Linked DNA regions of Homo sapiens: all the other regions are linked to region 3. Evidence: chromatin loops called from intact Hi-C (ENCODE). Cell type or tissue: CD4-positive, alpha-beta T cell. All regions are shown on one strand.

Region 1 (8,000 bases), 1.3 Mb after region 3:
TATGAAATCTAAGACCAAATATCTTTGACCTCCCAGAACAGATCAAAAGTATAGATCTGAGTATAAATACTGTACCCTACTGGCCTCTCTAAGTATTCATCAGATGGTGTGTTTTTGGCTTAGGGGTTCTTAAATGATATACATAGAGAGAGAAAGGGAAGCAAATTTCTTGGCAGATTCAAGCATCTGTGTAGGGAAGAGGAAGGAAGAGTAGTACACTTAAGAGAATCGCAGTGGAATGGGAGTAAGAGGCTGAGAATAGACACGTTTTAGGTTTAGGCTAAGAATTGAGAGAACTCACACAGTTGCTGCGAGGATCAAAGGATAACATGCAAAAATAGACAGAAAAGTATAGCTCATGAGATAAATGTAAGAAATTCCGGTCCCAGAGGCAGCTGGCAGTGCTACCGGCTCCTGAGCAAGTGAAGCAATGCAAACTGTCGGAGGAATATGGTTCCACTGAACCTATTCCAGCCAGGAATAAACAAGGATGAAAAGGAGGCTTTGGGAACAATGAAGGCAACAAAGACAGCTGGTGGGGGGTGGAAAAAGGAATACATGAAGGGAAGTCCAATTCTGCCATGGCTTGGACATCAAGGTGCTCAAAATTCATGAAGCTCCTCCCTTCTACCATTTGCACCCAAGAGGCCTGAAAATAACCAGATTGCCAGGCCTTTCCTACCTCTCCTTCCCTCTATCTGAAACATCTCTCTTCTCCTTCCTTACTCAGCTCTTTCCTTTGTCTTCTGCTTGGTCATCTCCCAACTATGTTTCAGGTCTCTTAGTTGTCACTTTCTGCAGAAACCCTTTCTGGACTTCCCCTCACCCAATGCTAAATCCTTCTTCTTTTTGGTTCTCCAAACTCCCTGTTCTTTTGTTTGTTTGTTTTTTCTTCCCAGAATGTCTCACAAAACAGCCAAATATACCTCTGTAAAGACAGAAAGTAAAATAACGCTAGTTCTGTGAATTCTCTCTTCTTCTCATGCAAATCCATCAACTGCCATCAATGGACAGAAAGGAGCTCAATGAGAAGCCAAGCTCCCTGTTCTTTCTCCATTTCTATATAGTTACTGCCTCTTGCCATCTTCCCCATCACCCTCCATAAACTTGTTAACCTTGTGAAGGCAAGAACCATGGTGTCTACACAGTACCTGGCCCATAACAGAAACACAATAAATTCATTCATTCATTTACTCACCTGACACATATTTACTGAATATACATTCTGTGCCGGGCACTGAAGTAAAGCAGCAAACAAGACAGATAAATTCTCTGCCTTCATTCTTGGGGGAAGGAAAAGTTTTTTTTTATTTTATTTTATTTTTAAATCAAGTAAATGAAAACAAACAAGACGGTTACAGATTGCTAAAAGAGGTATGGAAAAAAATGAACAGTTTGATGACATGAAAGAGGAAGACCTTCTTTAAGTCTCATGTCTTTGGATTCTGGGAGAATCTGTCCCCTGCAGCCTAAAGCCATGTTCCTTCTTTCACCGGGATTCACTGAGATCCTCAGGGAGATCACAGGGCAATGAGGGGAACTGAAGAGGAAACCAGGGATTGTAATCATATGGGATAAGGCCTATGACAGATACTCACATGGGGCTGGGTGTGATGGAAGGGCCAAGTGGTATGTTGAAAATTTAGGAGCAGTGTTCCAGAAGGGCTTCTGGTGACGATGACTTCGAGCCTGGTGATTCAGAGTACTATGGTTTCTGGGACTGTAGTACTGGATTTGAATCCAGCCCCCACCTCTCACTAGCTGTGTGGCCTTGGATGAGTTACTTAATTTCTGTGTTTCAGGTTCCTCATCTGAAGGATGAGTTAAATGACAATACTCGCCCTACAGGGCAGTTGTGAGGATGAACTTTATTCATATACATAAACTACTTAGAATAGGGTGAATATATAGTGAGTGCTATACATGTTGACCTCGATTACTGTTTTCAGGATGCAAAAGAGTTAGCTCAATGAAGAAAAGAGTGGTGAAAAAGCATCCCAAGAAGAACAAATACCTGTGGAATGAAGGAAAGAATGGAAAGAATGGCAAATGACTCCAAGATGACAGCTTAGTCAACAGGCGCTGGCTTTGTCCGTGAATAATCATAGGGGAGAATCCATTGTGCTAGAGCTGCCTCGTGGGTTAAGAACAAACCCAGGAAAAATAGACGGGTTCTCTGTCCTCACAGGCATATTCAACAAGACTAAACACACAAGGAAGAGAGACTAAACACATGAGAAGGATGCAAGGCAGCAAAAAAACCGGCTCTGAACTAGGTAGCCAGACTCCAATGGTAATCTCAAAAAAAAAAAAAATGAATCATACTATTTTGTTTGTGATGTGCCAGACACTGGGCTAAACACTTTATATGTTTTTCCTGCTTAAATTCAGCCCACAAATACACATTATGTGACTGTCTCTCCATGACAAAACCCCTAGGAGATTTTAGGGAAGGGAGAGATTGACCCAAAGGACCCAAAAAGACAGCAAAGCTTGAGCTAGGCCTTAAGAGAAGGAAAGAATTTGAATAGAAGGTGAGTAAAAGAGAAACTACAGAAGCACAGCCCAAGAGAAACATAATGTGAGCCACAAATACAAGCTACATATCCAATTCTGAATTTTCTAGTGGCCACATTTTTTAAAGTTAAAAAAGGTAAAATTAACTTTTAGAATATATTTTATCCAATATTTGCAATGTATTAAAATTTCAGTATGTAATCAGTATAAAACATTATTAATGAGATGTTTTGCATTATTTTCTTTCTCTACTAAGTCTTTGATATCTGGTGTGTATTCTCTACTTACAGAACTTGTCAGTTTCAAGTAGCCAGACTTCAAGTGCTCAATAGCCCCATGTGACTACCACCTTGGACAGCACAAGTCAAGAGGTTTTGAAAAAAGAAAAGGCATTCATGGATGTCTTGCTAGGCCTCAGTCACTTTTTCTACAAACACAGCTTTATTTAATCTTCCAAACCACTCCCTTAGGGGAATATTGTTACAGGTTGAGTATCCCTTATCCAAAATGCTTGGGACCAGAAGTATTTTGGAATTCAGATATTTTTTCTAATTTTGGAATACTTGCATTATACTTATGCGTTCAGCATCTTTACTCCGAGAATCCAAAATCTGAAATGTTCCAATGGGTATTTCCTTTGAACATTGTGTCAGCATTCAATGGCAAAAGTTTGGATGTGAAATCCAAAAGTTTTGCATTTTGAAGCATTTCGGGTTTTGGATTTTTGGATGAGGGGTATTCAACCTGTATTATCCCCATTTTACAGAGGAGAACACTGAGACTCTAAGAGGTTAAGTTGACAGCTAAATAAGTGGGTTGATCTAGGATTTAAATCCAGCTCTCACCAACTTCAAGCCTGGGCATATTCCTCATGCTGGAATTGTCTTAGGAAACTGCTTCCGAGGACCGTGCACCCCAAAACAAGACAACACCCGGGCAGAGAGAACCACAGAGATCCTGGGATCCACTTCTGAGCAGCTTCCTCCCCAGGCTCCATAGCCCACACCAGCTTTGTACAGCCTCCCGTACAGGGAGCAGGGTGGACAAAAAGCACGCAAACACACGCAACTTTTCTCTTTCCAGTTAATTGAAATTGAGATGTACCCTGCTCCATCACAGCAAAATGACGAAAGGAAAGCAAGGAAGGGCACCTGTGTGGGTAAATCTTTTACTTCTGTTGCAGAGACGTACATGATGAACAGATACTTAGTTGGCTGCTTCTCAGCCAGCCAAGCAGGGCTCCCTTACACCCTTTGCGGCTCTATTTTGTTGTCAATTACTGTTTCTAAAACTATTAAGAGAGGAAGGGGGAAGAGTATAAACAGCATTAACGGTAATTTACGATCTGAAAAGGGACAGCAGGAGTTCGAAATCTGTCTACATTAAGATACTTTCCCCACGCTCCTCTGGGTCCTGGAGCTAGAGGATCAGGATCCAGGATCGTAGGAAAAGGATGTTTATACAACACTTCTGGCAGAAAAGACATTTTTTTTCCTTGCACGCCGAGGGCAAGGTTCAGCTGACTTTCCATAAAGGGTCTGGTCTGTGCCGAGCATGCTGTGGGTACCCTGTCCCTGGTGTGGGAAGATACATGAGCTTTCCAGATTTTTGTTTTATTTTATTTACTTTTTGTTTAATGAACCCTCCCTGATTTCTACAGTCATTCAAGCTTGCTGCCACCCACCCCACCCCACCTCAACCATCAGCAAAGCCCACCAGGAAAATTGCCAAGAGAGACACTCATCAGCTCTTCAGTGAGAATTTTGCCATGCTTCTGCCTTTGGTAACTCCAGATTCTTCCAGACAAAGGTTGACTCCATCACTAAGGCATGTTTTATGCCATCCAGTTTAACTTTGCAGGACCTACTTCTCAAGCCAAGGAATTGCAAGACCACATTATGTAGCAGCTTGAGTTAGAGTCTAAAAGGAGAGCCAGTTGCACCCCAGGATTACCATGATTTTTTCCTTTTTCTTTTCTTTTGAGGTGGGCATGAGATACCACGGTCTGGCTCTGAACACAATCTCTGGCAGCTGCTTATGATTCTCTCAACACTAATGATGTGATCAAGTCTTCGAGTGAATTTTGGAGCTGAAGGGAGAGACAAAAAGAAAATTTCATAAACCACCCCCAGAATCTGTTCGCTGAAGCACCACACATTTACAGTACCACCTTCGCGAACCAGTCTCTTAGATCACTAGCGACCCCACGTGGCCAATTTAAAAGAACAGTAATTTTTCTCCCCCCCCGCAGAAAAGAAACTTAACGCTTCAAGGTTTTACTCCTAAGTCTTCGTAGAATTTAAAAACTGAAAAGCTGTAAGGACCGTTAATGTCACCTGACCCAACCACCTCATTTTACAGGAAGCAGAGGTTGAGAGAGGTAAAAAGGGCCTCGAAAGGTCACACAGAATGTTAAGGTCAAGTTAGGAAGCAATACAAGAAATGATTCTAAGAGATTCTATGCTACTGGATTTTAATTTCTTAATCGAAGAAAGGAAAAGAAGGCTTTTGTTCCCCAGACCAGAAAATAAATACTGCTATTACAGAAGAATCACTGTAATAAGACTGCATGTTTTAAAGGATCCCAAGTTCCAATAGGTATGTAGGCAATACATATATTTCTTTCCTCTTCTACGCCTAAAACTTACCAGAGTACATTAAATAGAGTCACGGCAAGAATGAGGCCAGCATGGACAAGAGGGAGGAGTCGGCATTTGGCAAATGTGAATTAGATGCTCATTCCCAAAGCCTAGCCACTGAGCAAAGGAAAAGATTGGGTTTCATTTCCACCCTCATAATGGCACTGCAGAGTGGACACTATTATTCCCATTTTAGAAATGAGAACACTGAGGCTCAGGGAACTAAACTAACTTGCTCAAAATCTGACAGAGACTAAACTGCAAAGCTAGCTCTCTGCAGGACTTTACTTAATGCCTCAACTTATCCATCCATCAAATGGGATGATAAAGTCGGCCTGTTGATCAGAAAATGTTAGTGTTAGAAAGGGTCCTCAGAGGAACTCTCTTTCAAATGAAAATGGACCCGCTGTACATATAACAGTCAAAAATGATTGGTATCTATCTGCATATATATAATAAAGTCTAGCAAAGAGAACATGGGTGCTGTTGTGACCAGATTAAAGCTGAGAGTTAAACAGGGCATTTGCAGTTTTCGATCTGCTTGAGCATCCGGGCTGTATATTCTGTTTTGTTTACTCTGTAACATAGAGTTTCTGATTCACTTTCCCCAAGATAGAAGTCTATCTTGGTTTGATGGACAATGTTGCTGCTGCTGCAGCTGTTCAAATCACACTGCCCTTCCAGCCTCAGAGCCCTCCTCAATTCAAGAGAGAGATGCTTCATTCAAAGTCTGCTCTAAAACCAGTTAGTACGTGTCTACCTTCAGGTCCACGTGGTGTTAAAATATGACATTCTATATACATTTATATGTGTATGTGTTGATATTTATTACCACTACTAACACAGTTTTAAATTAGGTGCAGATGACCTTAAAATCATTTACTTAACTCAAGCACCACCATAGAATCCAAAAGTTCCAGGAGGAGGAAGGAAAATTTGAAAATCACTGATCCAGTCCAGCCTGCTATCAAGAAACCCTACTTTTGTTAAAACCAAAATGAGAACCTCCAAAATTTAGGATCAGCTCAAATCTCCACTCCTCATCACCATCACTACAACCCCATGTGTCACCTTTCCCACGAAGCATCTCATTTGGTCTCCTTTTGCCATCATAGGTTGGACCCCTTCCCCGCCCCACCCCACTACAGGACACGGTCCCCCATTCTTGGCAGCTCTATCCAAAGCATGGACCAAACCTCCCTTTGCTGTCTGCTCTGAGTACCATGGAAACAGTCTGGAATTTTCCCAATGCCATTTCTAAAATTACTGCAAGAGAATAGAAGGTAAATAAATACAGAAAGTGGGAGAAATCTAAAATCAATGATTTACAAAGCGTGAAATTCTGATCCAAATCTTACTACAGGTCATTCTCTCTCTAGAGCTAGAAAATCTTTCCCTGTTCCAGGAGGAGGTCCCCAAAATAGAAATACTCCATGTAAATTGGTACAAAGACTCTGAAAAGCAATCCAGCACCATCCTTCAAGGTCTGTAAAAAAATTCCTATGCTCGGGCCCTGTAATTTCACTTCTCCAACTCACCTGAATGAAATAATCAAACAGCGAGGGCAGTAATTCATTCACAAAGATGTTTGTCACTAACTCACCTATAATTATATAAAAAAAGAAAACCTGAAAACAAACTGTGCAACAGGGTTTATGATGTAGCCATAAAATGGAACATTACGTAGCCATTAAAAATGATGTTTTAAAGCATTTTTGATAATACTAAGTGGACAAAAAAAGAACTTTTAATGGCATTTAGTGAAAATAGCAAGGTGCAAAACTGGTACACATTATGTAATCAAATATTTCAAACCAAAACAAGAGAAGTATGAGTGTGTAGAGGGAAAAAAAAAAAGAAGAAGAAACTTAGCAAAATGTTCACAAAGTGAACTGACAGAGTGGTGAGATTCATGCTGATTTTCTTCTGTACTTGAATTCTGCTTTACTTTTATGATGAGTTTGCATTAATGTATAATCTGAAAATAAAATAAGTTGGGGTGGTCTCTTTAAAAAATATTTTATTAACTTTGAAGATATTAACTTTTTAAAGATATGAACTCTGTAGCCCAGGAGGCTGACACATTTTCTCAATCTACATCTCCCTACCTCCTCCCTGTCCCCATCGTGCTCCATCTCCACGCCTCCTGCTCCGCCCACCTCATCTCTGCTTCTCCTTTCTGCTTGTGGATCCCAGAGATCCACATTCATGACAGCCAATGATGCGACCCTCCAAGGGACCTTCCAGAGTCACATTTGTCAGGAGGCTGGTACCTCTTCTGAATTATTTACCCTTAAATAAAGCAACCCCATGAAAAATTCACATCTCTCAAACGTCTTGCAAGATTTTTCTTCTCCTCTTGGTTGAAAGGCAGGGTCTATGGAATTCATAATTCATTCAACTAATATTGATTGAGCGTCCACCATGTGCCAGGACCTCTTCTGGAAGAATACATGAGACAAGGCCACCACCCTCTGAGAACTGGCATTCTGGCATGGGCAAAAAATAATAAATAATCATGCAAATGAGGAGAATATCAACTCTGCTAAGTGCTGTTCTCAGAGTGACTCAGTGGCTGCCTGAGACAGTTATTCTTCAGATCTGCGACAGTAAAACCACGAGGGAACGTCCAGGAGGTACCTTGATGCCAAGATGTTTAGAAAAGCTCAACTTCTTCAGGTCTCGTGCACCAGTGGTGAATGCTAGAAGATGCCAAGACCTCTCAAGAAGAGAGTTGCAGGAGGCTTCTAAACACAGACATACGCACATGAGCTGTGGCCAGCTGGCTCCCGTTCTCCTCATAACATTCCCTCCACTCCCTGTCCAGTGATGTTGGTTAGGAGA
Region 2 (8,000 bases), 890 kb after region 3:
GGCTACATGGAGATTTCCCTTCTAAGGCAGAGAACGCTTTGATGCATCTGGCCCCACACCTGCAAGTGAAAAGGAGACACAATGCCTGATAGGCCTCTATGGAGTTTGGAGGCAGTATATTTCTCATTTGGGTGCATTAGTCCAACTCATTTACTGGGTGAACCAAAAAGCTGCTAATTTGAGGGGCACAGAACAAGAGAAGTCTCTGCAGCAGGTCTTGGCTGCTGTGCAACCTGCTCTGCCACTTGGACCATACGATCCAGCAGATTCAATAGTGCTTGGTGTCTCCGTGGCAGATGGGCAAGGAATGCTGTCTGGAGCTTTAGCAGGCCCATTAGGTGGATCACAGCACAGGCCCTCGGGATTTTGAAGCAAGACCTGCCATCCACTGTGGTTAACTACACTTGTTTTGAGAAATAGCCCTTGGCCTGCTACCAGGCCTTAGTAGAGACTGAACCATGAGCCAGCAAGTCACCATGGGACCTGAGTTGACCACAAGGAATTGAGTGTTAGCTGGCCTATCAAGCTATAAATGGAGGCGTGCACAGCAACACTCCATTATCCAATGGAAATGGTGTATACATGATGGGGTCTGAGCAGGTCGTGAAGGCACAAGTAATTTACATGAAGTGTCCCAAATGCCATGGTCGCCAGTTCTGCTACACTGCTTTCTCTTTTCCATTTTGGACTTATGACCTCATGGGGGGTCCCCTACAATCAGTTGACAGAGAAAGAGAAGGCTTGGAACAGGTTTACCGATGGTTCTGCATCATGTGCAGGCACCACTGAATGTGGACAGCTGCAGCACCACAGCTCTTTCCTGGGGCATCCTGAAGGACAGTGGTAGATGGAAATCCTTCCAGTGGGCAGAATTTTAAGCAATGCATCTGGGTTTTTTTTTTTTGCCAGGAAGAAGTAACAGCCAGATATGCGATTATATACACTTCATGGGCTGCATCTATTGGTTTGGCTGGATGATCGGGGACTTAAAGAGATCGTGGTTGGAAAACTGGTGACAAGGAAATCTGGGAAAGAGATATGTGGATAGACCTCTTTGAGTGGGCATAAAACATGCAGATATGTTAGTTCCACGTGAATGCTCATCAAAGGGTGACCCCAGCAGATGAGGGTTTTAATAATCAAGTAGATAGGGTGATCCAGTCTGTGAGTACCAGTCAGCCTCTCTTCCCAGGCAACCCTATCTTCACCCAATAGGCTCATGTACAAAGTGACCATGGTGTCAGGGATGGAGGCTATGCATGGACTCAGCAACATGGACTTCCACTCACCAAGGCCAATCTGATTATGGCCTCTGCTGGGAGCCCAATCTGCCAGCAGTAGAGACCAACACTGAGTCCTCAATATGGCACCATTCCTTGAGGTGATCAGCTTATCACCTTGTGGCAGGTTGATTACATTGGACAATTTCCACCATGGAAGGGGCAGTGTTTCATTCTTAATGGAATAGATGCTTACTCTGGAGATGAATATGTCTTTTCTGCTGCAATGCTGCTGCCAAAATTACCATCCATGGACTTACAGAATGCCTTATCCATCGTCATGGCATTCTATAGAGTATTTCTTCTGATCAAGGAACTCACTTCAGAAGAAAGTGTGGTACTGGGTGCATGTTCATGGAATTCACTGGTCTTACCATGTTCCCCACCATCCTCTAGCAGCTGCACTGATAGATCAGTGAAATGGCCTGTTGAAAACTCAGTAACAATGTCAGCTAGGTGGCAGTACCAGGCAGGGCTGGGGCAAGGCTTTCTAAAAGACTATGTAAGTCTCTCAGTCAGCATCCAGTATATAGTACTGTTCCTCCTATAGCCAGGATTCATGGGTCCAGGAATCAAAGGGTAGAAATGAGAGTGTCACCATTCACTATTACCTTTAGGGACCCACTAGCAAAATTTTTGCTTCCTGTTCCTGCAACCTCTTCTCTGCTGGCCTAGAGGTCTTAGTTCCAAAGGGAGAAGTTCTTCCATCAGGAGACACAAAAATGATTCTTTTGAACTGGAAGTTAAGACTTCCAGCCATTTAGGGCTCCTCAGGACTCCAAATCAATCAACAGGCAAAGAAAGGAGTTTTTGTACTGCCTGGAGTGAGTGATCCTGACTTCCAAGGGGAAACTGAACTGCTACTCCACTATGGATGTATGGAATGTAGGAGATTCCTTAGCATGTCTCTTAGTGTCACCATGCCCTGTGATTAATGTCCATGAAGAGTGACCCAATCCAGGAAGGACTACAAATAGCTCAGGACCTTCATAAATGAAAGTTTGGGCCACCCCAACAGGTAAAGAACCACAGCCAGCTGAGGTGTTTGCTGAAGGCAAGAGGAATACAGAATGGGTAGTGGAAAAAGGTCATTATAAACACTGGCTACAGCCATGTGACCAGTTACAGAAATGAAGGCTGTCATTGTCATGAGTATTTCTTCCTTATTTTGTTACGAGTATGTCTGTGTGTGTGTATGTGTGCATTAAGCAAACGTTGTTTTCTTCCCTTTCTTATTTTCTTATCACATATTATAAGATGTGTTGACTTTATAATATAGTATTTAATATTATTAACTACATCATAATTTATAAGTCATAAAATATCAAGCAGAAGAGTTAACATCACTCAAGGACTTTATTTCCTCCTCTGTGGAAGGGGTTAGTGCATTTCTGGTTTTACACATGATAGTTGTATAACATTTGGTGGAATTTTGACCTTTTAATTCTGTTTATTTGGAGAATAAGTATGATTTAAGAGGATGTGTGTGGGTGCCAAGTTGACAAGGGGTGGACTTGCGATTGTTAATTCTATGTCAACTTGACGGCCATGGAATGCCCATGTATCTGATTAAGCATTATTTCTGGGTGTGTTGGTGAGAGTGTTTCTGGAAGAGATTAGCATTCGAGTTAGTGGACTGAGTAGCGCAGATGGCCTTTCCCAATGTGGGTGGGCATTATCCAGTCACTGAAGGCTTGTATAGAATAAATGGTGAGCATTAACTAAATCACGTATCATGACTGTGTAAGATGTTAACATTAGGTGAAGCTTGGTGAAGAGCATACAGCAACTCTCTGTACTATTTTTGCAACTTTTCTTTAAGTCCAAAATTTACGCAAATGTAAATTCTAAGTCACACAACATGGTGCCATAAAAGATAAGTGTGTGTATAAATCCTATACACACACTTATTTTTTATGTTTGGCACAAACATTTCGAGTGATGTTTAACAGAAAAATACTCATTTATATTTGCTTTATTTAAAGATAAAACTTGCGGTTGTCATTTACTTTTCTAGTTCAGGGAGTAAGTGGGTTACCACCGCTCTCTCAGTCGCTGAATGACATTAATTTTGCCTTTGGAGTATTTATTACAGCAGTGTGTTTCCTCAAACAAGTTAAAAATTTTGGAATCCCTTTTATTCACCATGTAAATGGCAACACGGTTGTCTTAGAATTCCACAATGTGTCAAGCTTCAGTAGTCAACATGGTCAGTGACCCAGATCTTACACCACATTCCCTTGTGAGGAAGATATTCTTCTGAGCCTAAAATGTTGAAGACGTTTCTCTTTTGCTGCTGAGGTCTTCATACCAGCTTGTTTCCTTCAACCCCTGCTATGCTAAACTCTAAGGCACAATCCCAATTATTTTGCTTTATGTGAATTTCAATGTGTTAGTTTCCCTAGTTTAAAAAATAAGCTCCTCATCTACTGGAACTTGGTTTGACTGCACATTTTTCTTTCCAGTGTGTTTACTGCAGAAGAATTTGAGCCATACATTTTAGTTATTTATAGGACTCTGCTTAAGGTTATGGTGAAATTGAACAATTTCCCAAGATTCAGGCTGTGGGTTTTGGGGAGGGGGCTGTGAGATTGGTCCGGAGAATCCTGCTTTGGGAACTAGATCATCACTCAATGGGGAGGGGACAATGGCCCTACAGATTGGTGTGGTCAGTATATGGACAACAGAAAGTGGCACGCCGACCCTCATATCTGGAGTATGATTGCTTATTTAGAATCAAACAATGAAAACAAACAAAATCAAAGAGATGACATGAGCAGATCCATTGATAACCCGCCTTTTTAAAAACGACACAAAGTTCCGGCCCTCTTTCCCCAGTCAGAACAGCCGGTTTCCCTCCTGTACATTCCCTGCCCTTATAGCAGGTAATGGCCTGAATGCACGGTGATTTCCCTTGAGCAGGGGCGGTACCTGGGGAGCTTGCGTTGTGACTGCCTCAGCGCCTCCTGTCTCCCTCTAGTGGCAGCCTCAGGGAGGGCAAGCATACGAATGTAAATTCTAAATCACACCACAGGGTGTCCTTGTTTAAAGTTCTCCAATGTCTCCTTATCACTTAGAATAAACCCTAGCTATCTACCAGTCTCTGTGAGGCCACTCACTATTGGACCCTGTGTACATCTCTGAGCACGTCCATGTCTTTCCTCTTCCCAGTTCTACCGCCTTCCTTCTGACTTCAAATACGCCAAACTAGAATTCCCTTTAAGGTCTTTGTACTTGCTTTTTACTCTCTGGGATTCTCTTTTGCCCAGACTCTAAGCCTACCTTCTGATCATTATTCAGGTTTCAGCTTAAACACCACCTCTTCATCGGAGTCTTCCCTAATGACCCAATCTACAGAAACCCACTTTCTTCATTGCACAGCCATATTTTATTAGTTCTTCATGGAATTCACCAACGTGGTGAAACTCTGTCTCTACTAAAAATACAAAATTAGCCGAGGGTGGTAGTGCACGCCTGAAATCCCATCTTCCTGGGAGGCTGAGGCAGGAGAATCGCTTGAATCTGGGAGGCAGAGGTTGCAGTGAGCCAAGATCACACCATTGCACTCCAGCCTGGACAATAAGAAGGAAACTCTGTCAAAAAAAAAAAAAAAAAAAAAAAAAGGCGGGGAGGATATTTAAAGAAGGATATTCTTTTTTTTTTTTTTTTTTTGAGACAGAGTCTCGCTCTGTCACCCAGGCTGGAGTGCTGGAGTGCAGTGGCGCGATCTCAGCTCACTGCAAGCTCCGCCTCCCGGGTTCACGCCATTCTCCTGCCTCAGCCTCTCCGAGTAGCTGGGATTACAGGCGCCAGCCACCTCGCCCGGCTAATTTTTTATATTGTTAGTAGAGATGGGGTTTCACCGTGGTCTCGATCTCCTGACCTCGTGATCCACCCGCCTCGGCCTCCCAAAGTGCTGGGATTACAAGCGGGAGCCACCGCGCCCAGCCAAAGAAGGATATTCTGATAATATTGCAATGGGAAAAAAATCTCTATGGGAAATATATTCCAAAGTCAAGCATAAGACCTGGAAGTCAATGGAGAAAGAATTGATAATTATGGCAATGAAATTATCGTTTGTATAACACAGTGAGCCAAGTTAAGAGATAAATAAAACATTTGGTGGCAATATTTGCAAAATAAATGAATAAAGATTAATAGCCTTAATTTTTTTAAAATGTATATCTCAATAGGAAAATGAAAACAATCCTATAGAAAATGAACATTAGATATAAACCAACAATTCACACAGTACAAATCACCACTGAGAATATGGAAAGACATTCAACCTCACTTATAATCAAGAAAATGAAAATCAACATAAAATGCTGGTTTCTGTTAGATTAATAACAGAAAAAATTCACGTCTGTCAGAGAAGTAGAGGAATGGCCATAGTAATCACTGGGGAAGAGTGTGAATGGGTCCTGTCCTTTTGGAAGACAATTTGTCAGTGTCCACCAAAATGTATAATGCACATATACAATAATTTCACAGTTATGTATTTTGTAATAACTGACATTTCTTTGACTATAAGTGAGATTAAGTATTTTCATGACAATCATTCATCTGTATATTTTTCTATTCTGAACTTGCCTGCTTATGGCCTTTGCCTGCTTTCCTACCATTAGATCATTAGCTGAGTAAGAGGTGGGGAGGAAAGGAAGCACAAAAAGGCCCCTAAAATATACTTCCTCATACGTGAGCTGTTGAACTCCTTCATCATTTCACTTTCAATAGTGGAGCCAGTGGAGGCAATAATATAATTACAATCATTTCTTAGTAGTGGCTGTCAGGCCTCTGAGCCCAAGCTAAGCCATCACATCCCCTGTGACCTGCAAGTACACATCCAGATGGCCTGAAGTAACTGAAGAATGACAAAAGAAGTGAAAATGGCCTGTTCCTGCCTTAACTGATGACATTACCTTGTGAAATTCCTTCTCCTGGCTCATCCTGGCTTAAAAGCTCCCCCGCTGAGCAACTTGTGACACCCCCTCCCCACCTTGCCCCTGCCCGCCAGAGAACCCCCTTTGACTGTAATTTTCCTTTACCTACCCAAATCCTATAATATGGCCCCACCTCATCTCCCTTTGCTGACTCTCTTTTCGGACTCAGCCCGCCTGCACCCAGATGAAATAAACAGCCTTGTTGCTCATACAAAGCCTGTTAGGTGGTCTCTTCACGGGGACAGGAGTGAAAGTGGCCCCACCCCCAGAAACTTGCAATCCTTTATTACTTGCTACAAAGATGAAATAATTGCATTTAAATATAAGAAGATCGAACTTAGCATGCATTCTTTAATTCAGTTAGCAAACATTTATTGACTACCTACATTTGCCAGGGACTGTTTCCTTTATCCTTCCGCAACCCTTTTTTCGCCCACTCTTACGTATAAAATATATACAACCTCTTTTTTTTTTTTTTCTTTTTTTGAGATGAGTCTTGCCCTGTAGCCCAGGCTGGAGGGCAATGGTGCAATCTCGGCTCACTGCAACCTCTGCCTCCCAGGTTCAAGCGGTTCTCGGTTCTCCGGCCTCAGCTTCCCGTATTTCTGGGATTACAGGCGCACTCCACCACACCTGGCTAATTTTTTTTTTCTGTCTTTAGTAGAGACGGGGTTTCACCATGTTGGCCAGGCTGTCTCGAACTCCTGACCTCGTGATCCTCCCGCCTCAGTCTCCCAAAGTACTGGGATTACAGGCGTGAGCCACTGCGCCTGGGGTGTACAACCTCTTAAGAAGCAGTGGCATGGCAGAGGAATCAAAGCCAGCCATCAGAGTCCACAAAAAAGGTGATCAAGTTTTCCTTCTGAGCAAGAAGGGAAATTGTGTTATTAAAATTTAAAAAGCAGAATCTTGAAAACTTGAAAATTCTACAATTTTTTTAAAAAGTTAACAAAATTCTACGTGTATTTATAGCTTTTTTGCCCATCTTTGCTAAAATATATATGTGTGTGTGTATATATATATATATATATATATACACACACACACATAAACATTTATATGTGCATATTTATATGAATGAATTTAGACAAGAAATGTCCTGGAAGAAGGCATTTGAAACATTTTCTCAAAAGGTGAAATTTCATACTATTTTCATTTCTTTTTGTCTTATTTTTATTTTTTTAACTTTTTGCTACTAAGGTATACTACCCCTAATAAACTCAGAAAAGAAAAGATTCCTTGTGTAGTAGTTAAAAGTAGGTTCTGTAACCAACAGTCCCAGTTTCTTTTTGGTTTCCTTTCTGTCACTTTCTTATCTCATGAATTTGACAATTACTTTTAAAAAGTTACTTGAACTATGCTAAGCTTTAGTTTCTTCACCTGAATCTAGTGATAATAACTAATAACTACTCTTAAGGGTTCTTAGTTTGGATTAAATAAGATCAAGGGAGAAAAGCCCTTAGGATATAGCTTCACACATAGTAAATACTCTCAGGGTTAGTTCATTTCTTTCCTCCTCTCTTTTCATGTGGACAAATGGTTAACTTCAATTAAACATTAGGGAGTCTATAGGAGCCATAACTGTACATCTGGGGGTTTCTGGGATAGTCCCAGTTTCAAATATCGTATCCTGTTGCCAGACCACATGTACTGATTTTAATTTAGGATTCATGATTTTCATCAGGCTTATGTTCCTTTTGTCATCTTATCATAATATCGAACATCTTTGAGCATATGCTATGTGCCATCCAATCTTCTGTAATGAGGAAAAATAGCT
Region 3 (8,000 bases):
TGCGAACATAATATATGTGATCTCTTCAACATTGCAGTCACATAATATATGTGAGCTTGGTGGGCCTGGAATGACTCCCAGAGTTACAACCCAGTTAATATGTTATAGACATAAAATACTTTGAAGCTTTTGGAAAACAAAAAGATCTTGTTCAATATTGCAAACGCACTGACGCACGAGGGATCCAGGCTGCAGTGTTGCCTGGCATCATCTGGGGCCATGTGAGCACTGGAATCCCAGATTTCCAATTCTCCCTCCAGAGGTGCATGTGTTGCCTCCTTGTGGATGTCACCACAACACCCGCCATCTTAACACTCTTCAAGGTACTAAGTCCCATCTAGGGTGGTCCAGGTAACACGGGCTCTTGCTAGAACGGGGTCTGAATCCCAACTCCACCACTTCCCCCAGCTACCCAATTGCTATGGACTGAAGTATGTCTCCCCCAGATTCGTATGTTGAAGCCCTAACCACTGATGTGAAGTTTAGGGAGGTAACTAACGTTAAATAAGGTCATAAGGGTGGGTCCCTAATCCAACAGAACTGATGTTCTTACAAGAAGAGGAAGGGACATCAGAGATGAGTGTCCCAGACAGGAAATGAGACTGGAATGATGGACAGGGGCCAGGTGTGCAAGGAAGAAAGGAGTAGGGGAGAGAGGGAAGGAGAAAGGAAGGAAGGAGGGAAGGAGGGAAGAAGGGAAGGAGGGAAAGAAAGAAAGGGAGGGAGGGAGGGAGGAAGGAAAGAAAGAAGGAATGGAGAAGCCACGTGGAAAAAGCCAGGACAGGAAGGCAGGAGGCAATGGTCTCTGAGGTCATATCCCTTCTCTGGGCCTCCGTTTCCTTGCCTGGAAAGAAAATGGTTGGTAATGAAGAGAACAGATGTCTAGAGAAATCTAAGCCATCAACAACAGAGGATGTTGTTCGTGATGTTATTGTCGATGTCGAGAATGTTGTTGTTGGCTGGACCCTTTGCAGGGTCAAGGAGAAAGGGAAGGAAAGGCCTTTCAATTAGTTAGGACTCATCTTAACAACTCCTGGCCTGTTCTGCACGTCCTCCAGTTTCTGCACATTTGTCTCAGTTGTTGAACTATAAGGCATGCCAAAAGGAACTGGAATAATTTTCCAATTTCCACGCAATTCTCTTCTTTATGGACTATGTTCTCAGGGATGCTAGCTCATGAAAGTAAAATTCATATTGGCAAAATGAGTGTTTTACATAGATGTAATTGTCCTCTCTATCAAGTACCTAGCAAGGACATTTTTCTCAACATTAGGAAGGGCCTAGGAGGTCTTTTTTCATTACAGTGGAGCATGCAGTTTATTAAAATCAGTATATCTGTCACTTATACCATTGACCATGGAGGCTTAAGATATATATGTATATTTCTTGCTTCTAAGTTTCTCTTTCAGGAAGGAAAAAGGAATCAATTTCCCTCTGATTGACCTAAATGTCTATAGGTTCCTCGTCTTCTGTATCAGGGTCAACAAATTTTTCTATAAAAGGCCAGATAGACGGTAAATATTTTAGGTTTTGTGGGTTACACTATGTCTCTTCCAACGACTCAACTCTGCCATCATAGCACGAAAACGGCCACAGATGATATCTAAACAAATGCGTATGGCTGTGTTCCGATAAAACTGTGTTTAAAAAACAGGTGGTGGGCCCCTAACAAATTCCGCCCTATCATCTGAAATGGCAACAGCTTTGGCACAAGCTTTAATAAAGAGCACCACCAAGCTATTGCAACACAGTGTCTTGACCTGAACTGTCTGCATGGCCACGGACGGTGGCTCTCCCCAAGCCAGCTCTCAGGGAACAAGAAAAGAGTGAGCAAGCCTGCCAAGCCCAGGGACTCCTGGATGGAACTTTCTTTGGTCATTTTTGCCCACTGCTTACCTGTTGCCATGGACTTAATCTCATCAAGAACAGGGATGATGTTGGGTCTCAGTCGGTCAAGAATTCCGCCTCCTAGCACTGAATTGATACCTACATGCAAATAAGCACAAAGATGGTGAGGGTGGCCTCTGCTCATCTCTCCACCCCTCCCTCATTCTCTCCACACTGCCTCAAGCCCCTCCTGCTGCAAAACCCATTTGCATCCTGGACCCTGTCTAGGGGTTAAACTCGTGTATGGAGATTTCTCTTCAGGGTCTCCGCACCAACTGTTCCCCAGTGAAAAATTAATCACTACAGACTCACCAGGAGCATGGTGTTATCATCTTGACCTGTGTGTAACTCTCTGTGTATCTAACCTCTTCGGCTAGACCAGAGTTCGCACCTGGACTGCACTCTGGTGGGGGCTGTTGTGAGCATTACGGGATGCTTAGAGACATCCCTGGCTTTGACACGCTAGATGTTGGTAGCACTGTCCCCACCCCACCTTCACCTCATTGTGACAACCCAAAATGTCTCCAGATGTCACCAAATGTGCCAAACATCAACCCCCAGTTGAGAAGCACTAAGCTAAACCGTGGCATGCAGGGTTGAGCCCTCTCCATCCAGCCATTTCTGAAGCCACCGGTTTCTCTGAGGAGCTGGCTGCGTCTGTGCAGGGCACCTGGCAGGAAAACAATCTTTCCCTCACGAAGGAAATGGAGAATGAGAGCTTGTGACTGCAAGAATGCTAAAGCTTTCCAGTAAGTGTAAAATGAAAAAACAAAAGGTCCTGCTGCCTGTGAAACAGATGCCTTCGATGAGGGCTAGATTCTAATCGCTGAGTAACAAATGACACATTGGCAATAAGGCTAGGGAATCATCTTTCTGTCTTCCCCCAACTTTCACGTACGTCATTTCTTAGTCCATGTTTTATGGGAGATGAGTCAAAACAAAGAAAAAAAATGTGAAGCAACTTTAAATTTTACTCACTGTTCAGATCTGTGAACGCCTTGTCCTTGGTAGTGTTGTACTGGGCCAATATATATTTGATTTGCTGAAAAAAGAACATTCTGTGAAACCTCCCCTTCTAAGGTCCAAAGGCAATAAGAGGGCAAAAAGAGATTTAATATACAAAAGTTTTCCTGAATCAGGACATTTTCAGGTAACCAGCAAGTTCCTAGAAACCTTTCTGCTTTCTGACAAGTTGGAACCCATGAGCATCACACATTTAGGCTGCTTCCTGCCCAGACACTTTTTAAAACGATGTTCTGAATAGGTAATTCATCAACATACTTCTGGAATACAGAAGAAAGGGTACTTCCTCTCCCATCCCCAACCTTCAACCATCCCATTGCCCTTCTCTAAAGACAATTTGTGTGTCCGTGAGTATGTGTACGTGTGTGTGTGTATGTGTGTGTGTGTGATAGAGACTGCTTGTGTGTCCTTCCCAAGGAATTCGATATATCTATGCAGACATTAGCAAATGGATGTTTATAAAGCTGGATGGTTTCATTACAAGAGTAACTTTGTACAAGTGATGGAAAGTTAACTATACTGCCAAAAAGAAAGGATAATAAGGCCCAAAAACTTTCATTTTTTTAAAAAATCATAAGAACCTTAAAAGTGTTAAGTCCTTCTATAATATGTACTGTAATGTTAAGTTATATCTCAATAAAATAAAAACACCAATTCTGAAATTCGGCTTTTGTACTCTTGAAAATCACTTTCCAGGGCTTTATTTATTCATCCAGGACATTAACAGATAACACCAGTCTACGCTGATTCACTGTGTTTCTAGAAGGTTTGATTGAGATTCCAAATATACACAGGAACTCCAAAAAACCAAAAATATAAAGCATCGCGGTACATAGAGATGATGGTTTTTACCTCTGGAGTTTCATTCAAGAGAGTTCGCAAGTCCTTGAAATTGCTATCTGCCAGTTTCCGACTCCTTTTGATCCGGGTTCTTACCTGGTGATTTGCCACAAAACCATAGAAGATGCCAATGCTGCAGGAAAAGGCAGAGAGAAGAAAGAGCATTTACTGTGTGGTCCATGGTTCTTTGTCCAGGTCCAGGCAGCAGAGCAGGAGTCAGGGAGGAGCCCGCAGAAGGACTGGCCTTTCCTCTCCCGCTGCCCTCTCCTCCCACATCCTTCCCACCGCCATCCCACAGTCAAACCACCACCCACGTAGGGGCTACAAAACAGGACTCAGTCCTCTCAGAGGAGGCAAATTTCCATTCTGTTCAAAATGACTCTCGTCAATGGAACAATGTTCACAACAAATTGTGGAGGAAATAGGTGCAAAAAGGTTATAAGGCAGCATGCATGATCCAGTCCCATTCCTGTCCTCATGTGAATGTGTGTACACACCCTCCTGTGTGAACATATGCATGTGTGTGAACACACACACACGCACACACACACACACACACACTTCTGCTCCCTGACCCCCCAAAGAAGGCTATAGAAAAAAACATCAAAATGGTTAAGAGTACTTGGGCTTCTAAGGCTTTTGGTTTCTCTAATTGTCTGTTAGTGCCTGTATTGTCCAGGTTGGAAAGTAACATGAGTTACTTTAGCATTAAAATGGTATGTGAGAAGCCACATACAACAGAGCACCTATGTTTTATTTCATCTACAGAAAGTGCAAAAACAAGTGAAACGGTGGTGCTGGAAGTCAGTGGTTATGCCCAGAGCAGGGGTAGAATGGCAGAGTACTCTGTTCGTGGGTGGATTCACTTCATGGACACTTACGCATATGTACTTGTGAAAAGGACACTTTCCTCCATGTGAAATATACTTCAAAAAAAGCTGCAAAAACGCCATATGAAAGGCATCTTACAGGAAAGCCTTCTCTATGTGAAAAAACCAAAACGTCTTTTTTCAAGCCATCTAAAATGTCTAATGTAATAATTTTTAAGGGCTCTTACTGTTGACTAGTTACTAATAATCCTTTGACTTAAAATAATTTGACCAATTGGCCTGTTTTTGTGGCAAAAAACGTTCCATTAGAAGGTGCTAATTGCCAAGGTTCTGTTGAATTTGGCCACTAGATGGCAGTAAGGAACTACATAAACATAGCCGAACTATTTTTACCTGCAGAAGCAAGTAAAAAACTTGTTAGTTTGTAATCATCCAGTGGAAGATGTAGATATGGTTTTAGAACTAAAGTTTTGCAAATAATAGGCAAACTTTAAAAACATATCAGATGCAGAAAATCAATACATTGCCTCTTCAGCAAAAGCAATGTCTTGAGGCTTTATCGTGCATATAATTACGGGTAGGATGACTAAACATCCCATTTTTTGTACCTAAAATCCCATGTCCCATTTCTCCATCCTGGGTAAATGGGGACAGTTATTCACCCCACTTATAGTATAAATACATTCCAAGGAGCATTGGTTCATTACTGGTTTCAAAACATACTTTTCCTTTGCAGTATAACATAGGTCTATTAGGTTTCCCAAAATGCTCCAAAAAAGTTTATGTAATATAACGTTGAGGGATATTTCCTATGGTCAACAAGTTGCAGTGTACTGAATACTAGACTAGGGGCACAAGATTTGGGTTCTGGGTCCTGTCCTGCCACCACCGTACTGTACAAGCCAAAGAAAATCACTTTCTTTCTGTGGACTCCAGTTGGTACCTCCAAACTGAAAAGATCAGTTTAGATCTTTAGGTGTAATTAGATAAATTAGATCCAGTCTAACTTAGATTAGATAAGTGCTTCTCAAGCTGTAAAGGAGAGTAGTACTGGATGTACACGTTCTCTAAGATTTTTAAGTTTGGGTTAATTCTGATGGTAATCTTATAAAATAAATATTAACAATATTCTGTCCCATTTGGAATGACCGCCTTATAATTTGTCCTAAATTTGCATTGGTATTTTGGGAGTCAATGCACTACAGCAATAAGAGTTATGAAATCAGGCACTCATGCCAAAGAGGTCAAATGACTCAAAATAATGATTTTGGAGTTTTGTGAAGAAGAAACACACACACACACACACACACACACAAAAGTTGAGTCAGCAATGCACCTGGAGCTTGCTGCCATGCCAAATTCAAAACATGCTAGACCATGACAAGTCAGGCTCACCACCTGAACATACCTGATGTTCACAATGGGGACTCTTGCTCTCTCTTCCCAGCATGCCCAGATTATTTTATTCACTCGTCAGATTCCAGATACAAGAAGTCAAAGTGAACTTGGGAGAAAAGCACCAGTCCAAGTCCACTTTCACTTGACCCTCACTGACCCCTCCACCCATCCCCAAGAGGGAGAAGAACCTCCTTGCCTTGAACTCCCAGAGGCTCCCTTTAATTCTGATGGGATATGTCTCACTTCAGACTCTAATGTGTCTTTATTCTTATCTATGTTTAATTTTCCTAAAAAGAGGTGGAAACTACTTCTTTGTTAACTTTGTATAATGCAGTCTTGTCTACACCGGGTGCTCCAGGAAGGTGAGTTTAGGGGTCAAGCTTTGGTTTCATTTGGGCTATTTAGAAGACTGGCCGTATGTCTAAGTGTGAGTCAGAAACTGTCTTTGTGCCTTTATTGAATAAATGTCCTTACTCACAAGATCATCAGTCAGTGAAATGAATTGCAATACATTTCACTACAACACTCGATTTCAATGCTACATATTTTAGACCTACATTTCTACTAATCGATAATAGATCTAATTAAAATTAAAGCATTGATAATTTTTTAAAAAAACTGTACTAAGCTGGGTGTGGTGGCACACGCCTGTAATCCTAGCTACTTGGGACACCGACATGGGATAATCACTTGAGCCCAGGAGTTCCAAGTCCAGCATGGGCAATATAGCAAGACCCCATTATTAAAGAGAAAAAGAAAAAAAATCTCTACTAAGTATAATTATAGAGTAGAAGTTAGTGATTTTCAAAGCTGATTTTCAAACTAATGCACAAAGTAAATTTTGTATTTAAATTCTAATGCCTGTGTAAGCAGGCAGAAAGCATTAAAGAAAAATTGGGTAGCAGGGGGTCATGGGAGCTGGGAGATCAAAAATGGGCTGGAGGAGCAGCTAAATCTGCAGGTCTCAAAAGCACCACCATGATGGCAGATAAATATTACCGTATCTTCCCATTATCCACAAAAATCTGGGAATCTGGATTCTTATGTGAAATATCCCAATTTTTAAATATTAGCAACTAACAAAAAAAATTTAAATACTATGCAGACCAACTGATGGTCTCCATGTGCAATCTCAAATTTAAACCTTCTATTCAAACACAAATAAAGAACAAAGAAATTATGCTTTGAGGTATTGATTTAGACACTCCCTGTTGTTCAGTGTATTTTTTAGCAAAAAAAAGGTATGTGAATAAATATTTTTATTTGAACAACCTCCAGTCAATTATTAGAATACAATGATACCAAGAGACATTTACCTAACACAAAAAGGAAATCATATTTCAGTGAATATCAGTTCTCTGGCATTTGACATAAATGCCTTTAAACAATCTAAAACATATGCTTTTAAGCAGTACAACAAAATCTCTTAGAATTTTTAGCAGAAGATAGGAATTTTTATTTTTATGGCCTTACATCTTCCATATTTTATTATGGAAAAAACAATTTTCTCACATATACACTTACAAGCTTTTTACAGAGTAAGGCTAAACCTTACTTTTAAACCTTTACTTTAAAACTTGTAACTGTATTGCTCTTACCAATTTCTACTGATTTAATAAAATTAGCCAAAGAAAGCCAAACAAATGCTTTCAGTCTATAACAGCTCTCTTATTAAAAAACAGAAAAATTACATTTAAACTGTAAGTAACCAGACCTCATTCACATGAAGAAAGTTTCATGATTTTCAGGACTGCTACATCTAGCTCAATCTTTTTTCCACAACCTTGTAGCCTCCCATTCAGGAATTGGCAATCACGTCCTAGTATAAAATGAACTTTGAAAATAGCCAGCTTCCTGAAAATGACTGGAATTCAATTCACCATGGGAATTATTAGCAAGACTGGCTTATCATACTCAGAAACTTAGAAACATACAAAGGAAGTCAAGTCATGGTTTTTTTTTTTCCTTCCATAACCTTTATGAGAAATGCAGCGGTGACAAGCAAAAAGAAAGAAAGGAGAA

What was found. Hi-C counts contacts between places; a loop is a spot of excess contacts. Peaks named below come from ENCODE experiments on the same cell type or tissue, not always from the same donor. Only the 100,000 strongest peaks of a DNase experiment are listed, where the experiment ranks them.
Region 1: a loop joins it to region 3, with 4 times the contacts of the local background. A loop is called at or near these places in 4 of 110 quality-filtered maps.
Region 2: it touches region 3 in a loop (15-fold over the local background); 4 of 110 quality-filtered maps call a loop at or near these places.

Annotation. Positions count from the first base shown.
Region 1 is chr4:17,319,848-17,327,847 of GRCh38, forward strand. It overlaps SNORA75B (small nucleolar RNA, H/ACA box 75B), which reads right to left and starts at 1,035; the gene lies at 899-1,035. In CD4-positive, alpha-beta T cell, CTCF peaks have their summits at 4,729 (motif pointing left) and 4,929; a DNase peak (open chromatin) is centred at 4,724.
Region 2 is chr4:16,912,669-16,920,668 of GRCh38, forward strand. No RefSeq gene overlaps it. Among named protein-coding and RNA genes, the nearest start is that of LDB2, 18 kb to the left of the region's middle. RefSeq lists a silencer at 4,110-4,189 and an enhancer at 5,740-6,557. In CD4-positive, alpha-beta T cell, CTCF peaks have their summits at 4,274 (motif pointing left) and 4,478; a DNase peak (open chromatin) is centred at 4,233.
Region 3 is chr4:16,021,430-16,029,429 of GRCh38, forward strand. PROM1 (prominin 1) reads right to left here. Exons shown (of 28, transcript NM_006017.3): 6 at 3,763-3,883; 7 at 2,866-2,929; 8 at 1,897-1,986. Among named protein-coding and RNA genes, the nearest start is that of PROM1, 59 kb to the right of the region's middle. In CD4-positive, alpha-beta T cell, CTCF peaks have their summits at 4,955 (motif pointing right) and 5,154; a DNase peak (open chromatin) is centred at 4,932; H3K27me3 peaks cover 190 bases.